Linked DNA regions of Homo sapiens: region 2 is linked to region 1. Evidence: chromatin contacts called from ENCODE Hi-C or POLR2A ChIA-PET data. All regions are on one chromosome and are shown on one strand. Each heading gives the region's core, a stretch centred on a gene start or an enhancer-like site at or near the end of the contact. The rest is flanking DNA. Distances are from core to core; before and after follow the strand shown. Region 1 holds the start of NMUR1 (neuromedin U receptor 1). Region 2 has its middle 50 kb from the start of TEX44.

What was found. A loop is a pair of places that touch in the nucleus more often than their neighbours do. ChIA-PET counts read pairs that join two places held with the same protein, here RNA polymerase II (POLR2A). Pooled maps may share reads with other maps.
Region 2: a loop to region 1 is called in a pooled map, with 1.8 times the contacts of the local background. The contact joins the enhancer-like site here to the promoter of NMUR1 in region 1. A Hi-C loop is called at or near these places in 7 of 50 pooled maps. POLR2A ChIA-PET finds 5 or more read pairs at or near these places in 2 of 52 experiments (GM12878 and T-cell).

The regions. Positions count from the first base shown.
Region 1 is chr2:231,528,312-231,532,047 of GRCh38, forward strand. NMUR1 (neuromedin U receptor 1) reads right to left here and starts at 2,134. Exons shown (of 3, transcript NM_006056.5): 1 at 2,048-2,134; 2 at 1-706. The coding sequence starts at 2,050. RefSeq lists enhancers at 1-69, 70-596, 3,086-3,736 and a silencer at 1,962-2,391.
Region 2 is chr2:231,641,163-231,644,898 of GRCh38, forward strand. No RefSeq gene overlaps it. Among named protein-coding and RNA genes, the nearest start is that of TEX44, 50 kb to the left of the region's middle. RefSeq lists enhancers at 1,890-1,949, 1,990-2,059, 2,240-2,379. Within about 2 kb of position 1,734, at least 32 of the 41 ENCODE cell types and tissues checked have a DNase peak (open chromatin) inside an H3K27ac peak, as active enhancers do; they include GM12878, where a contact is called at or near this core.

The DNA.
Region 1 (3,736 bases), core at 884-3,383:
GCGCGGTGGTCTGCACTACCATGTTGTAGAGGGCCCGTGGGCGGACCAGCATGCAAACAGCTGAGTCTGGCACTGGGCCCCGGCAGGGCACGTGCAGCTGCCGGATGCCGTGCAGGCTGGTGTTGGGCAGGGAGCAGAGCATGGCAAGACCCCAGACGGCCCCAAGCACTCGGCGCACATGGGCCCGCGTCACCATGGACCTGGCCTGGAGTGGGTGCACCACGGCCACATAGCGTTCCACGCTCAGGGCAGTGACGTTGAGCACTGAGGCCAGGCAGACCATCTCAAACAGTAGCGTGCGGAAATAGCAGCCACCAACGCCCAGCAGGAAGGGGTAGTTGTGCCACATCTCATAGAGCTCCAGGGGCAGGCCCACCAGCAGCACCAGCAGGTCCGACACGGCCAGGCTGAAGAGGTAGTAGTTGGTAGGCGTGCGCATGGCCTTGTGGCGCAGGATGACCAGACAGGTCAGCCCATTGCCCACAGCGCCCACCACGAAGATCAGCAGGTATGTGGCACAGATGGGCATGAACAGCTCTGTCTGCTGGGGCCCCAGGTACTTGAGTCTCAGTGCCTCGTCAGTCAGGTTCAAGTCCTCAGGGTCAAAGTGCCCCCTGGCCGCACTGCCATTGCAAGCCATGGGGTTCCTTGCACCCCCTGGGTACAGGTCTCCAGGGAGGACAGAGCAATTGAGGCAGAGAGGAGTCTGTGGAACAGAGGGGAGAGATGCCCAGAAAGATCATTCAGGGAATGCTGGCTCTGTCCTCACTCATCAAGCCAAAGGTGACATTAGCGCTATGATGACCATTATTTTAGGCACCACTGAGAAAGAAAAAACTCTTCCATCCACAAGTCAGAGATGTAAAAATAAGCTTGGTGCAGTGGCTCACACCTGTAATCCCAACACTTTGGTCGAGGCAGGCGGATCACTTGAGATCAGGAGTTCAAGACCAGCCTGGCCAATATGGTGAAACCCCGTCTCTACTAACAATACAAAAAGTAGCCGGGCGTGGTAGCACACGCCTGTAATTCCAGCTACTTGGGAGGCTGAGGCGGGAGAATTGTTTGAACCCAGGAGACAGAGGTTGCAGTGAGCGGAGATTGTGCCACCGGACTCCAGCCTGGGCAACAGAGAAAGACCTTGTCTCAAAAAAACAAAAAGCAAACAACGAAAAAGTAAAAATCTACATTTAAAAAAAAAAAAACACGTGGGGTTTTGATTTTAAATTTCATGATCTATTGGAACCTTTGAGTAAATGACAGATCTTGGGTGTCTCCTCTTTCAAGCAATGATGCTAGATGAGGCACTCGTTTGGGCATCTGTAAAATGGGCACAATGCCTGGTATTGCAGGGTCTTCAAGAGCAAGCGCTCAGGAAGCAACTGCCTGGATTCGAATCCAGCCTCCCCAGTTCCAGGCTGTGTGACCTTTAGCGAGGTAACCTCTCTGAGGCTGTTTCCCTATTAGGAGGATCCAGGGAGTTTAATCCATTAAAGACATTAACACAGGGCCTGCCTGGCATACGGAAGGGCACGGGGATCACCCCCTTGCTCTGGGGACCCAGTCACTATGAGAGTCAAGTGAGGGAGTGTCAAGGCTACACACTACAAATGCTTCATCCACAAGTTGATTCTTTTTTCTGTTTTCTGTCACCTGAACTGTTCAGTCTCCATATTTGACGCCCTTGGCACTGCCAGTTCTGGGGTTCCCTCTCCTCTATTGAGCCCCACACCCTTCCTCCCGCCCGCCCTCACCCCCGCTGCACAGCAGCGCGGGAGCCTCGGGAACCAGTTGGGAACGCGCAGGCGCCAGCCCGGGTTCAAGGGAGGCGCCCTGGTCCTCGAGGAAGGGTCGCAAGCCCGCAGCCCCCCGGCGCCCCTGGCCGGAAGACACAAATGACCCGAGAAGTTGCGAGGCTCCCCGGTGGCGGGGACGGGGGGCACCCCGACGGAGCCCTCGGACCCTTCCCGCCCTAGGACGACCCTGCCCGCACCGAGCCCCGGCCCAGCTGCCGCGCCCTAGCCCACGCCGGCGCCTGCGCACCTACCATGCGGCCCGCGGCCCGCGAGACCCCGGCTTCCACCCTCCGAGCGACGGACACAGACGCGGCGCGGGAGCCAGTGGACTGACTGACAGCGGCCCCAGCCCGCGCCCCGACGCCCCGCCTGTCCGGCCGGGAACGCCGCCAGGGGGCAGTGCAGTCCCCGCAGCCCGGGCGGCGCCCCCTCCCGCACTGGCGGAGGACGCGGCCGTTGGAGGCGACACCTCCACAAGCAGCGTGGAGGCGACACCTCCACAAGCAGCGTTATCTGACGGAACCCTCACAACAACCCGTTTTACAGATGAGAAAACTGAGCCTCAGAGAGCCGCAGAGGAGGAGCCCGAGAGACCTGGGGCTCACATGTGATTCCCGCCCTCCAGCGTGCTGAGTTTAGCTTAACGCCGTCACGGTGTCCCTGCGGCCTCCAGCTCCTCCTGCCCCCCATTCAGACCCACCTCCAAGGACAGGGACGGCCCACCAGCCCCTTGAAGTCGACATGCCCCGGTGCGGTTCATCCTCCCAGGCTCCAGGCCTCTTCTTCTGTCCCAAGGCCCATGATTGCAGCCTCCGCAGCCCCTCTCACCCGCTGCTCCCTTCGGGGCCTCCAGTCCCTGAGTCCAGGCGCTCGGCCCTGCAGGACTGGGCAAGAGCCCCCTATTCTCCCTCCAGTCCATCCTCCCACAGCCACCAACGACCATCACCCCCTCGAAACCCTTCCTTGGGGCCCCCCCACTGCCTTCTGAAAAAGAGCACACCAAAGTCTAGCCTGGGGGTGGACCTCCCCACTCCTCACCTGCCTCCCTGGGCCACCCTCTCCTCACCATTGTCCTCAGCCCCAAATACTGTCCCCCTTATCCGTTCAAATGTTCTTCTGCCCCCATCACTGTACCAAGGGTGGGGGTATAGACAAGGATGGAGGGAATTTAGGGAAGGGTTAAGAATGCCCAGCCACAGCCTCCTGCTCCCCCACACTGCCCACATGCAAATCCCAGTGCCTCACCTGCTCCCACTCCCTAGTCCTGCAATCAGCTCCTTAGCTGGAAGCTGTTTCATCAGAAACTTCTAGGGACCCTAGAAATGACGGATCACACAGAGTAAAATGCTGGTTCCGGGGCCTTTGCCCAGAGTTTTGTCTCCTTAGCCTGGGCAAGGCCCAGAAATCCTCATGTTTGACAAACGCCCTCTGGAGAGCCCCATGCCCCAGAATCACACTGAGGAGCACCAGGAGAGGTTACAAAGCCACAGGACCCCGAGAGGCCACCGTGAGCTCAGAAGCTCTGTGTGCCTCAGTTCCCCTTCCTGTAGAATGGGCTAACCACCATCGCCACTATTGTGAAGGTGACATGAGACACTGAGCGTCAAGATTCAGCACAGGGGCTGGCACATGGCCAACACTCAAGAAATGTGGGGTGGGATTGTCACCATTTAGTGGCAACTGGAGGCTCCTCCTTCCCCCCGCTTTCCTGCACCCTCCTCCTCCCCACTGCCCCCCAATTCCATAAGTCACTGTCTGGGCTTGGGGATGGGAGTTAGGCCCTCAAGGAGCCTGCACCAGGCCGGCCTTCCCAGGAACTCCACATGTAAACAGAGTCCCAGGCAGGGGACGGTTGTGGGAAGTGCAGGGGCACGTGGTCCTCAGGGCCTTGGGAGAAAGGATTCTGTGGTGCCCTGGGAATTAACTACTCAGCCCCTGAT
Region 2 (3,736 bases), core at 484-2,983, 110 kb after region 1:
CTTTGGGCATTGGGTGGATTTGACCACAGTGACAGCATTTGCTCTTTTTTTTTGAGACAGAGTCTCACTCTGTCACCCAGGCTGGAGTGCAGTGGCATGGTCTCGGCTCACTGCAACCCACCACCTCCCGGGTTCAAGCAATTCTCCCATCTCAGCCTCCCGAGTAGCTGGGACTACAGGCACCCACCACCACACCCGGCTAATTTTTGTATTTTTAGTAGACACGGGATTTCACCATATTGGTCAGGCTGGTCTCGAACTCCTGACCTCAGGTGATCCACCCGCCTCAGAATCCCAAAGTGTTGGGATTACAGGTGTGAGCCACCACGCCCGGCCTTGAGGGTAATTCTTTTTTTTTTGCTCGAGACAGAGTTTCGCTCTTGTTGCCCAGACTGGAGTGCAATGGCGCCATCTCAGCTCACTGCAACGTCTGCCTCCCAGGCTCAGGTGATTCTTGTGCCCCACCCAGCCTCCCACCTCCCAAGTACCTGGGATTACAGGCATGCACCACCACGCCCCGGCAATTTTTTTTTTTTTTTTTTTTTTTTTTTTTTTTTTTTTTTTTTTTTTTTTTTGTGAGACAGAGTCTCTCTCTGTCGCCCAGGCTGGAATGCAATGGCTAACTGCAAGCTCCGCCTCCCGGGTTCACGCATTCTCCTGCCTCAGCCTCCTGAGTAGCTGGGACTACAGGCGCCCGCCACCACGCCCGGCTAATTTTTTGTATTTTTAGTAGAGACGGGGTTTCACCGTGTTAACCAGGATGGTCTCGATCTCCTGACCTCGTGATCTGCCCACCTCGGCCTCCCAAAGTGCTGGGATTACAGGCGTGAGCCACCGCGCCCGGCAGCCTTCTCATTCTTCTTGCAGGAATCTTTTAAATTCGTTATTTGGAACCAGCACAAAGTGTCTTGGTACCAAGTGTAGTGATCACTCAAGACAAAAATGAAATAGACTGGAAATGTGGCAAGGCCAACTTGTATGTTCCAAAAACAGGTTCTGAAAGGAATTTTTGTTTTTCGAGACAGGGTCTCACTGTCGCCCAGGCTGGGGTGCAGTGGTGCAATCACAGCTCACTGCATCCTCGACCTCTGGACTTTAGTGACTCTCCCACCTACAGCTTCGTGCCACCACGCCAAGCTAATTTTTTTATTTTTTGTAGAGACGGGGGTCTTCCTATGTTCCCCAGGCTGGTCTTGAACTCCTGGCCTCCAGTGATCCTCCCGCCTCGGCCACCCAAGGTACTGGGATTACAGGCGTGACTCACTGTGCTCAGCCCTGAAAAGAATATTTTTTAAAACAAGTTTAAAAATAAAATATTTTGAACAGTGAAAGCAACATCTTTGAAATAATCACAACTTTCTAGGATTATTCCTTTGAAGTTCTGTTCTATTTTGATTTTTAAAAGATCTCTCTCAAGACTGTAGAGGTGCAAACAGGTTCAGGAAGAGCAGCTGACCCCCTCCTGCAGCACAGGAGGAAGGAGACAGAGCAGATCCGGGGCTGCAGCGGCTTCCCGAGGGTCCCCGCGGCCGCATCCTGCGGAGGGGTTCCAGTGTTTCTGTTTATATCTGTGTGTGGGTGTGTCTCCCTCTGGGTTGTGCACTAGCAGGCTCTGGGCGTGTCCCATCTAACAGCAGCTCATCCAGGAGGTGTTTCATCGCTGCAGGGAAATTCCAGAGGGCAGCTCCTGCCACAACTGCGGTGAGACATAATTTCCTTGGGAGGAAACCAGTTCTCAGCAGCCAGAAATGAAACAGTTTCCACTCTGGGAGGGCGCAGGAGGGTGTGGCTGCAGGCGGGGCAGAGCTACCCGCCTGGAGAGCCTGCTGGCCGGCCTGGCTCCCTGAAGCCTCCAGTCACAGTTTAAATTTAGACCTTCTATTCTGGTCCGTGCTGCTCACGCCTCACCCCGTGGCCACCGGTCAGCCAGTTTCCCCGAGCACAAGTGTGCTCCGGAGGGACAGAACACGTAGGAGGTAAACGGTGTCCTGACCTTCGTTCTGTGGTGGTGTGGAATTGTGAAGTGGAATGGAAGAAAGACCAAGGCCAGAAAAATCCTCCACCCTAACAAATTTCAGAACCAGGGACCCCATGTGCACGCGCCCCACTAACTTCACAGACAGAAACATGCTTGTCCTACAGCCGTTTGTGGAGAGTCAGCCACGTGAACCACCAAGACTCGGTCCCCCTTCACGGTCTGGTGGAAATTCAGACAAGAAGAGGGCTGATTAGTGAGCAGGAAGAGAGTGCATGTTCAGGGCAACTTGAATCTATGCCTTGAGGCAGGGGCCAGGGCGGGGAGGGAGTAGGCCAAGGGCTGTGAATCCCAGCACTTTCAGAGGCCGAGGCGAGAAGCTTGCTCAAGCCCAGGAGTTCGAGGCCAACCTAGGCAACATAGTGAGACCCAATCTCACAAAAAATACAAAAATTAGCCAGGTGTGGTGGCACACACCTGTGGTCCCATCTACTGCAGATGCTGAGGTGGGAGAATCGCTTGAGCCTGGGATCATGTGCCCCACTCACTTCACAGACAGAAATAGGCTCGTCCTGCTGCAGTGAGCTGAGATTGCACCACTGCACTCCAGCCTGGGTGACAGAGCAAGACCCTGTCTCAATCTATATATATAAACAAAGTTAGCAAAATCTATGAGAATTAAGGCCTGCTTTACCCTAAAAATTCTTTTTTAAAAATCATACACGCTGGGCGCAGTGGCTCACCCGTGTAATCCGAGCACTTTGGGAGGCCAAGGCAGGTGGATTGCTTGAGTCCAGGAGTTGGAGAGGAGCCTGGGCAATATGGTGAAACCCCGTCTCTAACAAAAAAAATACAAAAAATAGCTGGGCGTGGTGGTCTGCGCCTGTAGTCCCAGCAACTCCGGAGGCTGAGATAGGAGGATCCCTTGAGCCTGGGAGGTGGAGGTTGCAGTGAACGGAGATCATGCCACTGCACTGCAGCCTGGGTGACAGGGTGAGACCATGTCTCAGAAAAAAAAAAAAAAAAGAAAAAAAATCATATAACCATAATTCCTATAATTTCCACTTCATTCTGTTCCCTGCCCAAATGCCCCTGCCCTGACCCTCCAAATCAGTCCCCGCCTCTCACTGCCCCTCATCCTGCTTCATGTTCTCCCCAGTGGCACCATCATCTGACAGTGGCACACATCCATGTGTCTTAGCACTTCCTCCCCCAGAATGCAAGATCCAGGAGAGCAGGGACTTGGCTTTGCTCGCTGCTACGTCCCCGGTTCCTAGAGAAGTTACCTGTATTAACCAAACACTTACTAGATACCAGGTGTTGTTAAACATTTCAAATGGGTTTTCTAATTTTATCTTCATGATAACCTGTGAGGTTTTTACCCAAGTAGGAAAAGGAAGCCGGGAGAAGTTGAGGATCCTGTTCAAGGACACACAGGGAACCCGGGCAGTCTGTGCTGGCGTGTGTGCCCTTGGCCACTTCACTGACTGGGTGCCCTTTCCACCCAGCCCTGCACATGCTCTGCGAGGGAAACCACCTCTCTTACTCTCTCACTCAGCCCTTGCTGAGCTCCCTAGCCTGTCTCAGGAAGGCTGAGCCAAACCCCCAGCCCCTGCCGCCCCCACCCCCAACCATCCTGGCCAGTGCCTGGGAAGAGGTGCCTTCGTGGTGAAGGGATCCAGAATGTACACATGTCCCCAACTTATGATTTTTTGACTTTACAACGGTGTGAAAGTGAGCTGCATTCAGTAGAGACCACAC